Regions from separate parts of the Homo sapiens genome. Here regions 1, 2, 3 and 5 are each linked to region 4. A link is a contact called in ENCODE Hi-C or POLR2A ChIA-PET data. All regions are on one chromosome and are shown on one strand. Each heading gives the region's core, a stretch centred on a gene start or an enhancer-like site at or near the end of the contact. The rest is flanking DNA. Distances are from core to core; before and after follow the strand shown.

Region 1 (2,700 bases), core at 201-2,700, 1.1 Mb after region 4:
ATTAGGGGGTTGTGGACAGACATGAAGCCACTCTCAAGTCATGGGGCTGTGCCTGGAAAAATACCACCTAAACCCATCTTCCTGCCCTCTGGTTAGGGCTGGCGGGGATGTGGGGGATGGGGGTGGGGTGGGGGAGGGTTGGGAAGGAATATGTGTGTCATCTCTGTGGGGCATGGAAACAGAAGGCTGGGGACACCCATTCTGGAGTAGCTTGGGGAGAGCCACTGACCCTAATTAGAAAAGCCACCTCTCTCCTTAGGGCCCTGTCTGTTTCTCTGGGGACAGGGTAGGACTACCTTATCCCTATGATGTGAGGTACTGCCAGTTGTTAATCAGTGTCTGTGGCTTCTCTAGGGGACAAGCCCTTCGGGTCAGTGGGCATGGGGTGGGCAGCGTGGGTTGGATTTTCTCCTCAGGACCTTTCCAGCCTTAGGATCATCCTCTAGCACTGAGTACTGCTGGAAGGGCAGGGAGTGCCCCCCACCCCACCCCATTTATTGCCCGACCAAAGAGAGGGCCTCCCTCCCCCTCCCTTGGAGGGACTTGCTGGACCACCCCTCAGCACGCCCACACCTTCCTCCTTAGCTAGTGAAAGACATACTCAGCAAGGCTTCCGCCTGTCAGGATGGCTGGGACAATAGGATTCACTGAGGATATAAGGCTGTTCCTAGCTTTTTCTCTTCCCATTCCCACCTGTGCCTCAGTTTTCCAAAGTGCTGGATTTAGAAAGGGTGAATTATGAGGGAGCTGGAGGGCTTTGCCCCACCCCCCTCCGCGCGCACACGCAAGCACAGGCAGAGGCACATACCCCCTCCAAGTCAAAGTTGTGAGTGGGGTGGTGTTTGCGCGTCTGTGGCTGGGACTGGATGTGTCAGGGATGGGAAAACCCATCATGCTGGTCACAGAAAATGCGCGGTGGGGACAGAAGCAGTTTTGAAGGAAAAGAAGAGGAGGGGGACTGAAAGAAAGAAGGGGGCGCTGAAAGGGAGGGCGCTGGGAGGAAAAAGGTGCAGTGTGGAGGAAGCGCGGCGTGGGCAGGGCTTGGGAAGGGATAACGGAATATCTGAGGTGGAGTGGGCCGTGGAGCGTCGGGGCCGGTCTGAGCAGCGGGTGTGTAAATGGAACAGTCCCGAGATGAATTTTATGGGAGTCTGCGCAGGTCCTTAATGTGTGGCTGTACCCTCCAGCCCCATGTACCCCACACGATGGACAGACAGCCTTGGTGTGGCAGGGCCCAAAGAGGTCCTATCTACCGCAATAACACGACCAGGCGGCCCTGGGGGCGCAGGGGCTCGGGGTGGGAGCGGCGGAGCGCGCGGAGTCGCCGCGGGGTGGCAGGGGTGGGCCGGGGGCGGGGCCGCGGGCGTCGGGGAGGTGGCAGTGGGCGCAGGGCGGGGCGAGCTCAGCGGAGGGCGGGTTTGAATGTGCCCCGGCGGGAGAGGGAAGCTGCAGCGAGAGCGCGCGGATCTCAGCGCGGGAGCAGTGCTTCTGCGGCAGGTGCTGCCCGGGGCCGGGGACTGGGGACTGGGGACTGCCGGGGCGGAAGACGCCGCTGCCCGCCTGCCACGGAGGGCAGGGAGGGCGGGCCTGACGGCTCCGCAGCCCGGAGAAGGGACGCCGGGTGGGGCCCCAGTGCGGAGCGTGCGGAGCCGCGCAGCACGTGGCGCGCACGGGCCAGGGAGCCTGAGGACCCTGCGGGGACCGGGACCCAAGCTGGGCGGGGCGGCCTGGCTCCCGGGCCTAAAACAGGCTGCGGTCACGTTGACCTCCGCAAGGGGCAGGCGAGTGGACGGGTGATCCCCATCGATCTGGTCGGTATCAGGGAGGGGCCGTGCCGCTGACTGCGCTGGCGGAGGGGTATGGGGATGGGGATGGGGATGGAGGCTCGCGAGCGGAGGTGCAGGCTCGCGAGCGGAGGTGCGGGGCTGTCTCTTTAACCCCGGTCTTTTACTGGCTAAACTCGTATCCCTGGCGTCTCCTTCCTGCGCACGTCTTCATTTACTGATTTACTGTGAGGGTATATGAGAGGGTGAAGACAAACAGTCCTCGGCTTTGCTTACCAGGAGAGAGCAGTCGTAGGTCAAGGCTGGCTCCAACCCTGCCCTCACACCTCTAGGGGTCTCTCTGCAGCCCTGTGGTAGTCCCTTTGCCTACTCCTCTCGGTGGCCTCCAGACCCTCCAACTTTCCTCCTGCTTGTGTAAGCTCCCCATGCCAGGATGTGTGTGATGGGGCGGGGCTGAGCTGCCTGACACTCAAGTCAGGCTGGGAATGATCTTGGTCTCCACCTCATTTTTCCCTTTAGTTGAATCAGAGTTCCCCCCACCTCCCAGTCTACAGGGCTAACTGAGAAGCAGCTTTTATACCTCTCTCCATTCCAAAAGGAGCTTGAACATTTAATATGGATTCTAGCTCCTCCACTCACCAGCTCTGTGACTTCAGGCAAGTGACTCAACCCCTCTGAACCTCAGCTGGCCCCATCTATTCAGTGCTAGTACTAGCTTATGGGTGGTTGTGAAGAAAAGACAAGAGATCTGCAGGTAGTGGCTAGCCCCATATGAAATCCTGGGAGTGGAGAATTGCAGGAGAGGTGTTGGGAGTCTGGAGGCAGGGAGGTACTCAATTTGGTGGCTACTTTCAGGGGCCCACCTCAGCAGGCCAAGGCATAGTTGGAGGGACACCAGATGCTCTGAGCTGGTATC
Region 2 (2,700 bases), core at 35-2,534, 1.1 Mb after region 4:
AACTGCCCTCTGGCCCACTCCCACCAAACTCCATCTGGGTCTGGAGGAGGAAGGGTTAAGTGAGGGAGTGAGACACGACAGTTAGTGGGACTGGGGGCTCTGGAGGTAGAGGATGTCAGGGACGCTGACTCTAGCCCTCACTTCCCCTTTCTTAGCAGAGGAGGAAGTAAGCTGGGGCAGCCAGCCGCCTGTCTGTCTGCTGGGGCAAGAGTGCCCCAGCCTGGCTCACCCCATCCTCCTGAGGACCAGTCCCAAACCTACACCCTGGTGGCACCCCCCATGCCTAGCTTCCTGGCCCCGACTGGCAACCTGTAACTGGCACCTGTTGTTCCTTGAGACAGAGCATTCTGAGGTCAGGAACTGGGAATCCCAGATATTGAGCAAATAAGGATGTCCCCTTCCCCAGCAAGAAGAAACAAAAAAACTGGACTTGGTCAGGGGAATTTTCTCTTCCTAAGGGTGGATTATTGGTAGATTTCCAAGATGCTGGCTGGGTTAAGGGTCCTGCCAGCTCTGCCCACCCCGAAATGGGAGGACAGAGATGATTCCATGGCCTAGCTGGACCTCAAAAGTGGGCTGAGAGTTAAGTCTGGAGTTTGGAAGAGCGAATGGGGACTTGAAGGATCTTCACGGGGGAGTGGGGGTGCCCGACCTGTTGCGGCTCTTGGGCAGGCCCAGAGTTAGCATCCCGATTCAGCCTAGCCCCCATACTCACGTGTCTCCGTCCTCGGAGATGTAAGTGAGTGCTTCCAGCTGCTGAGGGCTCAGCGCCCCCACGTGGGGGAGTGGCAGGCGTGGGGCCGGGTCCTCAGCCTCGGGGCCCCCCAGCAAGGACAGGGTGTAGGTGAGCGAGGAGGAGCCATAGGTGGAATCAGCCCGCTCCCCATCCGCGTCTTCCTTCTCCTGTGGTTCCTTGACGGGTCCCGGAGGATGGGTGCAGGGCTGGGGGCTGCCGTCCGAGGGCCCGGAGGCTGGAGCCGAGGTGGACTCGGGTAGGGAGCGCAGAGAGCGCAGAGACTCAATGCCAGAGTCGTACTGGCTCTCCTCCGCCTCGTCCGGCCCCTTCCGCGCCTCCGACATGCCCGCGGCTCTGGCCGGCCGGGGCCCGGTCTGAGCAGGATCCGGCTCCAGGCTCCGCCGCGCCGCCTTTCCGGGTTGCGGGTCCGCTTGGCAGAGCGGGCGCCCGGCCCGCGGCGGCCTCCTTCCCGGGCTGTGGGGCTCCGAGGGGCCGGCGCGCAGCGAGGACAAGGTTCGGAGCGCTGGCCAGGTCCACCCAGCGGTTACTGTGGGCAGCCGAACCGCCCAAGCGGGTCCTCCTCCTCGCCCCGCCCCTCCGGACCAACAGGGTCGCCTCACGCGGATGGCCCCGCCCCCTCCCCGCCCCCGGCGGGCGCTTCCGGAAAGAGGCCCCGCCCCTCCGGAATCCCCCTTCCCGGGCTCTGCGTAGGCTTGGAGTCTGTGGTTCCCGGGCCTTGACTCACTCCTTCGTTGATTCATTCACTCATTCATTCATTCATTCATTCACTCTTTCCCCCTTCCTCCTTCACTCCATTCATTAGTTCCACGCATGTACTGTTTCCTTCTTTCACTTCTATTTCTTAATTCATTTGTTTTATTTTTATTTTTTATTTTTTTGAGACGAAGTCTTGCTCTGTTGCCCAGGCTGGAGTGCAGTGGTTGATCTCTGCTCACTGCAACCTCCGCCTCCTGGGTTCAAGCGATTCTCCTGCCTCAGCCTTTCGAGTAGCTGGGACTACAAGTAGAGACGGGGGTCTCGCTACGTTGCCCAGGCTGGTCTCGAACTCCTGGGTTCAAGCGATCTGCCTGCCTCGGACTACCAAAGTGCTGGGATTACAGGCTGTGAGCCACCGGTCCCGGATCATTCATTTGTTTTAAAAGAAATATCTATTAATTGTCCGTACAAGCTGGCATCTTTGGGGGAGGGCATGTAGGCGATGGGATGGGGAAGCACTGCTTCCTATCCCCTGCCCATTTATCTCAATTTCTCTTGCTTTCTCATCTTTCCCTATCAGTGCCCAGGGGTACGGGTAGGGAAAGGGGACTCCCATTATCTTTAAAGGAGCAGTTCTCCTGGGTCCTGGAAGACAGTCTCCTGTGTCAACGTCCCACATCACATGGAATTGGGCATGAAAATGTTTTTTTGGAAAGAGCGTCTTCTCAGGGAAACTGTTGTCTAAAAAGTAAAGTGGTTGTGGAGTTTCTTCTTCCTCAAAGGGTGAAACCCTGGCCTTGGGTAGTTACAGTTTCTGGTCAACCCCAGCAGTCAAGGAAGTGGGGTCAGGTTGGGGAGGCCCCAGACATGCTGGGTTGCACTCTGCTCAGGTCCCCAACACAGCCCCAATCTTAGTCCCAAAACATCTTTCCTCTTTCACTGTCCCTGGGCCTAGGAAGGCCGTGGGAGCACCCTACTACAAGTGAGCCCTAAGCCCATGCTCCATGATTTATTCCCTCATTCCTCCCCACTATTCCAAGTGCTATCAGCCTAACGCCAGCAATGCCCTTAGAGGGTTATCCGCAAGGGAACATGTAGCTTTTCCATCTCCAGCATTGGAGAAAGGAAGGTGGATGAGTGTAGACAGCAACGTTTTGCAGGGGGGAGGCCAGCTTTCCCACAGCCCTTCCCCTGCAACCTCATTTTATTCATCCATCATTCACCTACTTGACAAACATGTATGGAAG
Region 3 (2,700 bases), core at 51-2,550, 1.6 Mb before region 4:
CTGAGGTCCCCTTTTCTTTCAAGGACCACTGGAACGGCCAAGAAATCCCCTCCCCCCAGGCAACTAAGCATCAATCCTTGCAGCTCCGACCCCACACCTCAGGCTTCCAGCTCCCACTCCACAGGGGCTCACATACTATGCCAGCCTCTTGTCCACCTGCCTGAGGATTTAGGGCCAGGAGAGGCTTCAAGAGCCACTGTCTTCTTGTCCTGATCCCACAACAGGATCCTCCCTTGGTCATGGGGACCCGGCATCACTGAGCTGGGTTGGGGTACTTCATGAGGACCCCTGAGGCCTCCTTCACTTCTCCCCACCCCCAACACATGCAGACAGATGGGAGATGTTTCCGGCGTGTGTGGGGCGGGGAGGGGGACGGGTATTGAGATTTCCACGGGACTCTGAGTGGTGCGTCTGCTAACAACACAGCCCTCCCCCTTGGGCCGTGGGCATTTCCTCACCCAGACCTCCCCCTCCCAACCCAAACACACCATCGCCGCCACCACCACAATCCCTCCAGTCCCCCTGGGCAAAAGCGATGTTCAGAGACGCGGGGTTTTGTTTACAATCTAATTTGTCCGGATAATTGCCTCAACTTTGCACTTCACTTTGCCCGCATGGCTCTGGCCTTGGGCCCCTTCTTCACTGGTTCGCAGAGCACTTTACGGGAAATTCCCTTTCCGCAGAGGGAGGCAGTGCGCGCCAGGGGGTGACCGTTCACAAAGCCCTGAAGGGGCCTCCCCACCTTCTACCCTCGGCTCAGGAAGCCCACCCCCAGCCCCCACGCAGTGGGGAGCAGGAGGGAGGCCAGACAGGGCCCGGGCCTGACACTGGCTCCGTCTCTGGGCCCCCGGCCACTCCCCGCGCCGAGCGCAGCCCGCCGGGAACCAGTGAACCGTGTGGGATCAGGACTTGGCCGTACCTTCAGACTCCAGGGGATGGCCGGGGTTTGCAAGCGCCCCATAGGATTAGTCCGAGGCCAGGGTGAATCCCTGGGGTCCCTCCACCTACCATCTTTTTCAGATCTGCCGCCTCACGTCTTCTCCCCACGTTCCCATTTTTCCTCCCCTAAAGTTTGGTGCACGTGGTTTTCTCTCGCTCTCAGCGGGCTGCCAGGCGGGGTGAAAGTTGCTGCACCTGCTTTAGGCGAATTATGGTAGCACTAGAAGTTGGTCTCCCCTCCCTCCGCCGCTTGCTCTCTCGCTCCCTCCTCCCTCGCTCTCCGCGCGCTCCCTCCTTCCCTCTCCACCCTCCTCCTCCCCCGCCCCCTCCCGCCCCGCCCGCGCGCCGCCCGCTCGCAGCCACTCGCAGCCCAGGCTCAGTCGCAGCCCCTCGGAGTCCGGAGCCCGCCGTCCCTGCGGACCGGACAGTGCGGCCGGCGGCCGGCGGCCGGGACGGAGCCCCCAGCCCGCGAGGAGGGCGCGGCGCAGGCGGCGGCGGCGCGGCGGGGAGGAGCCCGGGCCGGAACCAGGGCTGGGCCGGGGGCGGGGACGCCGGGGTCCGGGAGCCCGGGAGCCGGAGCGAGCTGACGAGCGTCGCGGAAGGACCGGGAAGGAAGAGCGGAGCCGGAGCGAGCCAAGCAGCCCACAAAGTGCCATGCCCCGGCGGGGTTGAGGCGCGCGGCGGTCGGCCCGGCGCGCTGGGAGGACGCCCGGGAGCTGCGCGACGCGGGGCGGCGCGGAAGGGCAGCCCCGGCGGGCGGCGGCGGGCCCGGGCTGCGACCGGAGCGAGCCCCATGCCCCGCGCGGGCTGACGGGCCGGAGCCCGCACGGAGCGGCCGGGCGGGACAGGTAGGTGGCGGGTCGGGCCCAGGGACGTGGGTGGGGGCTGGGCGGGCGACCAGACCAACTCCCTCGCTCGCGCACTCTCTCGCCCGCTCGCTGGCTCACTTTGTGTTTGCAAACTGCCCGCCCGAGACGCGCTGGGCGCCGGGCGCCAGGAGGAGCCGGGCCCGGGCCGGCGCACTTTGTTCCAGCCAGGGCCGGCCGTGGCGCACTGACCCCGCGCAGCCGCGACATTCCGCCCCTGGCCCGGGCCCCAGCGGGCCGGAGCTGCCTCGGGAACAGGTGGGGGCTGTGGCGCGGCGGGAGTGGGGGCAGCCGGAGGCCGGGGCGGGGAGGGGGGCGGCCGGAGAGGCCACCGAGGCCCGCCCTTCCCCAAGAATCTGGGCCCCGCCCCCTCCCCGCCGGGCCTCTGGGAATGGGGTGTACGGGGGCGCGACCCCCTCCCCGCCCCGAGTCAGACAAAGAATACTTCCCGGCCCAGACTTTCCAGAGCTGGGAAGGGAAGTGGCTCCCCCCAACTCTAGTCGGTACCGGACTCCCCAGGACGCGCCGGAGACAGATGAAAATGGGGGCAAGAGAGCGGGGGATCGCGGTCCTACCCGCCGTGTCGTCTCTGGTGAAGAGGGGACTTGTCTTGCTGAGGTCGCACCTCGGAAGTGCCAGGGCCAGTCAGCCCCTTTTCCATCGCTCGGTCAGCTCGGGGATAGAGCGGAAAACTTCTTGGGGACTTGAGAGCGTCTGGAAATGGCCCCTGTGATTTGTGCGCCGGAGGTGGAGGGTGGGGAAACGATCTGGCTGACACCTCTACTCACCCGCTGTGGAGAGAGCTCCCGCTTCACCACTTAAGGGGGGAAGAGAGGGCGGCCACGGGGGCCCGGAGGCCACCAGGGAAGGAGCCCGGAGTGACCGAGCAGGACCC
Region 4 (2,700 bases), core at 93-2,592:
AAAGACCCAGACCCAGAGCTTGAACCTCACTTTGCAGCACCCCAGTTCTAATCTTTTAAGTTTTTTTTTTTTTTTTTTTTTTTTTCTGCTGGGCACGGTGGTTCATGCCTATAATCCCAGCACTTTGGGAAGCCGAGGGGGAAGGATCGCTTGAGGCCAGGAGTTCGAAACCAGTCTGGGCAACATGGCAAAACCCCATCTCTACAAAAAATACAAAAATTAGGCCAGAGTGGTGGCGCGCACCTGTAGTTCCAGCTACGTGAGAGGCGGAGGTGGGAGAATCGCTTGAACCCGGGAGGCAGAGGTTGCAATGAGCTCAGATCCCGCCACTGCACTCCAGGTTGGGCGACAGAGCGATACCCTGTGTGAAACTTTTTTTTTTTTCTCCAACGGGCTTTCCAGAGAAGTGTGTGTATGTGCGTGTGTGTGCGCGAGCGTGCTTGCTTGGGCTTAAACTTTCTGTCGGGCCACACTTTCCCAAGTCTTTGCACTGGCTGTAGGGTGGGCTTTATCCTCGGGACGTCCTCCTCCCCAAGTCCAGCCTGCAGCTGGAAGTCTTCACTGATCTCCATCTCTCCTCCCTGATCTCCGTCTCTCCTCCCTGCCCGCCTCAGGACTGGGAGGCCGATCTCTCTCTCTCGCCCTCCCCTCCACCAGCCTTTTCCAGATGTATGTCTGCCAAAGACCCCCCAGTGCAGAGGATGATGAATGAAGATCCTCGAGCCAGCCCGGTGGGAAAGTTTCGTCGCCTACAAAAGCGAGGGAAAGGGAAGGGAAGTTGGGGGTAGGGGAAAAGTTAGAGCTGAGAGGCTGGGGCGCGACGAGTCTGGACACCGGGCGGGGACCCAAGCTCTCTCCGCTCAGCCAATAACTGTGCCTCCCTTAGGAAGGCGTGAGGAAATGCTCCAATCAATCCCTGCACTCCTCCCTTGGAATTTGGGCTGTATTTTTTTATTTACTGCAAACCCCACAATCCACCCAGGGGTTTCCCCAGTGTTTGCCTCCAGCGGTCCCGGTGCCCATTTACTAGTGCTGCTCCCTCTCTTCCGCAAGACTGCGCTCCAGTCCCAGCCTCCTTCTCCGCGGGTGCCTCCCAAACCGTTCTATCATTCTCGGGTTCAGGGAGGCGGAATCGTGCCTGCTCTCCGGTTCCTTTAAGAGGCGTCGGCTCCACCCCTCTCAGAGTCGCGGTCTGACGCGAGATGACAGCAACGAGTTCGGTATGTCTATGCAAATAAGCGCCCTCTTGTGGGCCAATGGGGAGCGGAGGTGCCGGAACCACGGACCAATGGGGCGGGGGCGCTGGGGCTCACCATATAAGGAGCGGCCTCGCCATAAAAGGAAACATTGTATCTCTTTATATGGGGGGAAGGGTCGGGGGATCCCTCCGCCGCCAGCGCGTGGTCCCGGCCCCCTCCACCCGCCGTCTCGGCCGCGGCCAGCAGCCCCTGCCCCCCGGGGGACGCTGACGGCCGCCCGGCGCGCCGCCCTAGCAGACGGACAGGGGGCGCTGCGCGCGGCCTGGGGCAACCCGGGCCACAGGGGCAGGAAAGTGAGGGCCCAGGTCGGCCCGGGCGTGCAGGGGCCCCGGGTTCGCAGCGGCGGCCGCGGCAGCGATAGCGGCACTAGCAGCAGCGGGAGTGCCGGGTTGAGCCGGGAAGCCGATGGCGGCGGCTGCGGCGGCTCCGATTCCTCGCTGACTGCCCGTCCGCCCTCCTGCATCGAGCGCCATGTTACCGACCCAAGCTGGGGCCGCGGCGGCTCTGGGCCGGGGCTCGGCCCTGGGGGGCAGCCTGAACCGGACCCCGACGGGGCGGCCGGGCGGCGGCGGCGGGACACGCGGGGCTAACGGGGGCCGGGTCCCCGGGAATGGCGCGGGGCTCGGGCCCGGCCGCCTGGAGCGGGAGGCTGCGGCAGCGGCGGCAACCACCCCGGCGCCCACCGCGGGGGCCCTCTACAGCGGCAGCGAGGGCGACTCGGAGTCGGGCGAGGAGGAGGAGCTGGGCGCCGAGCGGCGCGGCCTGAAGCGGAGCCTGAGCGAGATGGAGATCGGTATGGTGGTCGGTGGGCCCGAGGCGTCGGCAGCGGCCACCGGGGGCTACGGGCCGGTGAGCGGCGCGGTGAGCGGGGCCAAGCCGGGTAAGAAGACCCGGGGCCGCGTGAAGATCAAGATGGAGTTCATCGACAACAAGCTGCGGCGCTACACGACCTTCAGCAAGAGGAAGACGGGCATCATGAAGAAGGTACCAAGCCGGGGGGCTGGCCGGCCCCGGGGCCCGGTTGGGGTGGGGATGTGCAAAGGGAGCCCGGGAGGACCGCAGAGCCGAGGCGGAGGTGAGAGGCTGCGAGTCCGCAGGAGGTGTGTGGGAGGGGATGGCTCCTGCCCGGGGAGGGCCGAAGGGGAGGGGCCGCCGGGGAAATGTGGGGAGAGGGGAGATCCCGCGAACGCTCGCAACCGTGGGGAAAGGCGCAGAGGTGGGAGTGACCGGCGCCAGAGAGGAAGAGGGCCCTTGCTGAGTGAAGGGGTGAGGAGCGGTGATGGGAGGCTACGAGGCTGCCGGGGAGGTGGATAATGAGAACCCGGGATCAGTAGGTCCAGTGCACTCCGGTGTTCGGACGAGGGCGCCGGAAAAGCAGGGAGCAAACGAGAAGGTATGGAGGTGAGGAGGCTGGAGCTGCATGACAACAATGAGCGAACAT
Region 5 (2,700 bases), core at 197-2,696, 1.1 Mb before region 4:
CAGGCTGGAGTGCAGTGGCGCGATCTCGGCTCACTGCAACCTCCGCCTCCCGGATTCAAGCTATTCTCCTGCCTCAGCCTCCCGAGTAGCTAGGACTACAGGCGCACGCCGCCACGCCCGGCTAATTTTGTGTATTTTTAGTAGACACGGGGTTTCACCATGTTGGTCAGGCTGGTCTCGAACTCCTGACCTGAGGTGATCCACCCGCCTCGGCCTCTCAAAGTGCTGGGATTACAGGCGAGAGCCACCGCGCCCGGCCGATTTCTTGACTCTTACTACACGTCAGGCACTGTGACAGACTCTTTCTGTGTATCATCTCATCTTTCCCCCAGCTTTACAGAAGAGGAAACTGAGACACACTGAGGATTAAGGTCAAGTGCCCGAAGTACCATAGCTGGCTAGTGTTAGGATCCAAGCCCAGAATCTGCGTCCTGCCAGGCACCTGCAAATGGGGACGAACACGGCGCAGCTAGAGGGGCTGACAGGCTAGGGAGAAAACCACTGGTAGCCGCGGGCACCCCACGCCCTGGGAGTGAGGCGGCAAGGGACAAGTCTCCCGCCCCCTAGACTTGCCTCGCAAATACTTGCGGGTCGAGGGCGCGAAGGCAGCAGGATGCAGCGATAGACTTGGACTAGGTGGTCCAGGCTCTACTTCCAAGTGGGCCATTGACAGGCGGGGCGGCCCTCAGCACAAAATCACCAGGCTGGATGCTCCAGGGTTTCCCAACATTACTCGCTCAGAAGAATCATCTGGGGAGCTCCTTAATGAGAAAGATTCCCAAGCCCCTCTTCCAGAGAGTGAAGTCACTGGGATTGGGCTGGGCCCAGCCAGGTGTTACTAATAATAAGACAAGTTTGGAAAACCCTGCGAGTGTAGATGATCTCCTGGTATGCTCTTTATAAGAACCGATTTTCATATTAAAATAGGTTTCTTTTAACTCAGTGAAACCGGGCGCGTTTTCCTGGCCCACAACCAAGCCACTGAAGGCCCCAGAACACTTCACTCTCAAAAGGTCACGTGAGGCTGGCGCGGTAGCTCACGCCTGTAATCCCAGCACCTTGTGAGGCCGAGGCCGCGGACTGCTTGAGCTTAGGTGTTCGAGACCAGCCTGGCCAACATGGCGAAACTCGGTCTCTACTAAAAATACAAAAACTAGCGGGGCGTGGTGGTGCCCGCCTGTAATCCCAGCTACTCCGGAGGCTGAGGCGGGAGGATCGCTTGAGCCTGGGAGGTGGAGGTTGCAGTGAACCGAGATCGCGCCATTGCACTCTAGCCTGTGAAACGGAGCAAGACTCTGTATCCAAAAAAAAAAAAAAAAAGTCACGTGAGCCGGGGTCACCGGAGGCGTCCCCCAACCGACTGGGCTTCGGAAAACCAAGGGGCGCACGCCGCCCCGCCCCGCCCCGCCCCGCGACTACAAGTCCCATCGCGCCCCGCGCTCGCGCACACTACGCCAGAACAAGATGGCCGACGCGGCGGCCACAGCTGGGGCCGGTGGCTCCGGAACGGTAAGGGCAGGAAGCGCGGGCTCGGAGCCGAGAGAGTTTGGGTATCCTGCAACTTTCCCCTCGACTGAGCAACAAGATAATGCCCAGAAATTCAGCCCCATCATGAGCTCCGACTGGCGGAGGGTGTTTTCAGGCCGTAGGCGCCCCCTCCTTGGGACTTGGCTGCGGCCTCCGGAGTTGGCGGACCTGTGTCTTGATTGGCTCGTTCGCTGTTGGGGGTTGGGAGCCCGGAACACCCCCGATTGGTCTGAAGATGCCGTTTTCGCCTTCTTATTGGCCGGCCAAAGTTGAAAGGCATTCCCGTTTCAAAATATTTAGCTTTCTTACTTTTTTGTGCTTTTATCTTTTGCCCTCCTCTCCTCGCGGTCACCTCTTGTTACTGTTTTCATTTTCCCTTTCAATGAAATGGTGTGAAGATGGGAGGCACAAGAGAGGGATCCTGTTTTTTCTGCGGGACACGTCTTAATCCCATCATGCGTGTTTCTTCAGCTATGTATTCTAATAATCTGCTAAAGTAGAAAGTAAAAGACCTGCTATTTTATCTCATTGGGACTGTACGTTTTAGGTAAGCGGAGAAGTGGTCTCTGTATTTAAAGCACCTTGGGTGCTCAATTTTTACTCAGTTGGCCAAGATCTGTAAATCTAAACATTAAGCACTGATTTTTAAAATAAAATTATTTAGTAAAATAACTTTGCTTGCCGTTGACCACGTATGAACTATGTGATTGCATCCTTCTCCTGTGGATGAAAATCTCTCTGCTGATTCACAGAGATCGGGAAGTAAACAGTCCACTAACCCTGCCGATAACTATCATCTGGCCCGGAGGAGAACCCTGCAGGTGGTTGTGAGCTCCTTGCTGACAGAGGCAGGGTTTGAGAGTGCCGAGAAAGCATCCGTGGAAACGCTGACAGAGATGCTGCAGAGCTGTGAGTACATGGAAACACTTGGCCTTGGAGTCAACCCCAACATCAGTTCTGTGCCCTGCTTTGTGATAGTGTTTGAGAGGATTTAAGAAACAAACTTTTTTCTTAAGAGGGGAGAAAAAAAATTTTTTTTAATGTAAAAAGTTGAGAAAAGAAAACAGCACAATGGGCCGAGCGTGGTGGCTCACGCCTGTAATCCCAGTACTTTAGGAGGCTGAGGCGGGTGGATCACCTGAAGTCAGGAGTTCAAGACCAGCCTGGCCAACG

What was found. A loop is a pair of places that touch in the nucleus more often than their neighbours do. ChIA-PET counts read pairs that join two places held with the same protein, here RNA polymerase II (POLR2A). Pooled maps may share reads with other maps.
Region 1: a loop to region 4 is called in a map of chondrocyte, with 7 times the contacts of the local background. The contact joins the promoter of SLC29A1 here to the promoter of SRF in region 4. A Hi-C loop is called at or near these places in 1 of 168 maps with a recorded cell type or tissue (chondrocyte) and 8 of 50 pooled maps. POLR2A ChIA-PET finds 5 or more read pairs at or near these places in 1 of 52 experiments (WTC11).
Region 2: a map of B cell shows a loop between it and region 4 (17-fold over the local background). The contact joins the promoter of NFKBIE here to the promoter of SRF in region 4. A Hi-C loop is called at or near these places in 1 of 168 maps with a recorded cell type or tissue (B cell), 3 of 37 single-sample maps with no recorded cell type and 7 of 50 pooled maps. POLR2A ChIA-PET finds 5 or more read pairs at or near these places in 2 of 52 experiments (MCF 10A and OCI-LY7).
Region 3: a pooled map shows a loop between it and region 4 (8-fold over the local background). The contact joins the promoter of FOXP4 here to the promoter of SRF in region 4. A Hi-C loop is called at or near these places in 1 of 168 maps with a recorded cell type or tissue (CD8-positive, alpha-beta T cell), 1 of 37 single-sample maps with no recorded cell type and 7 of 50 pooled maps.
Region 5: a map of sigmoid colon shows a loop between it and region 4 (7-fold over the local background). The contact joins the promoter of TAF8 here to the promoter of SRF in region 4. A Hi-C loop is called at or near these places in 6 of 168 maps with a recorded cell type or tissue (CD4-positive, alpha-beta T cell, CD8-positive, alpha-beta T cell, ascending aorta and 2 more), 2 of 37 single-sample maps with no recorded cell type and 19 of 50 pooled maps. POLR2A ChIA-PET finds 5 or more read pairs at or near these places in 2 of 52 experiments (GM12878 and activated B cell).

Annotation. Positions count from the first base shown.
Region 1 is chr6:44,222,145-44,224,844 of GRCh38, forward strand. SLC29A1 (solute carrier family 29 member 1 (Augustine blood group)) reads left to right here and starts at 1,451. Exons shown (of 13, transcript NM_001372327.1): 1 at 1,451-1,497. RefSeq lists enhancers at 1,280-2,138, 2,381-2,530 and a silencer at 1,291-1,690.
Region 2 is chr6:44,264,267-44,266,966 of GRCh38, forward strand. It overlaps NFKBIE (NFKB inhibitor epsilon), which reads right to left and starts at 1,285. Exons shown (of 6, transcript NM_004556.3): 1 at 716-1,285. The coding sequence starts at 1,080. RefSeq lists enhancers at 1-19, 412-911 and a silencer at 830-1,499.
Region 3 is chr6:41,545,081-41,547,780 of GRCh38, forward strand. FOXP4 (forkhead box P4) reads left to right here and starts at 1,301. Exons shown (of 17, transcript NM_001012426.2): 1 at 1,301-1,787. All of the region lies in intron 1 of FOXP4-AS1 (FOXP4 antisense RNA 1), which reads right to left. RefSeq lists silencers at 648-917, 1,248-1,927, 1,998-2,177, 2,468-2,617 and an enhancer at 988-1,097.
Region 4 is chr6:43,169,927-43,172,626 of GRCh38, forward strand. It overlaps SRF (serum response factor), which reads left to right and starts at 1,343. Exons shown (of 7, transcript NM_003131.4): 1 at 1,343-2,243. The coding sequence starts at 1,731. RefSeq lists enhancers at 547-1,276, 2,303-2,700, 2,562-2,700 and a silencer at 1,252-1,831.
Region 5 is chr6:42,049,078-42,051,777 of GRCh38, forward strand. TAF8 (TATA-box binding protein associated factor 8) reads left to right here and starts at 1,447. Exons shown (of 9, transcript NM_138572.3): 1 at 1,447-1,509; 2 at 2,280-2,436. The coding sequence starts at 1,465. It also overlaps a transcript of CCND3 not described here. RefSeq lists enhancers at 1,070-1,621, 1,403-1,952, 1,622-2,173.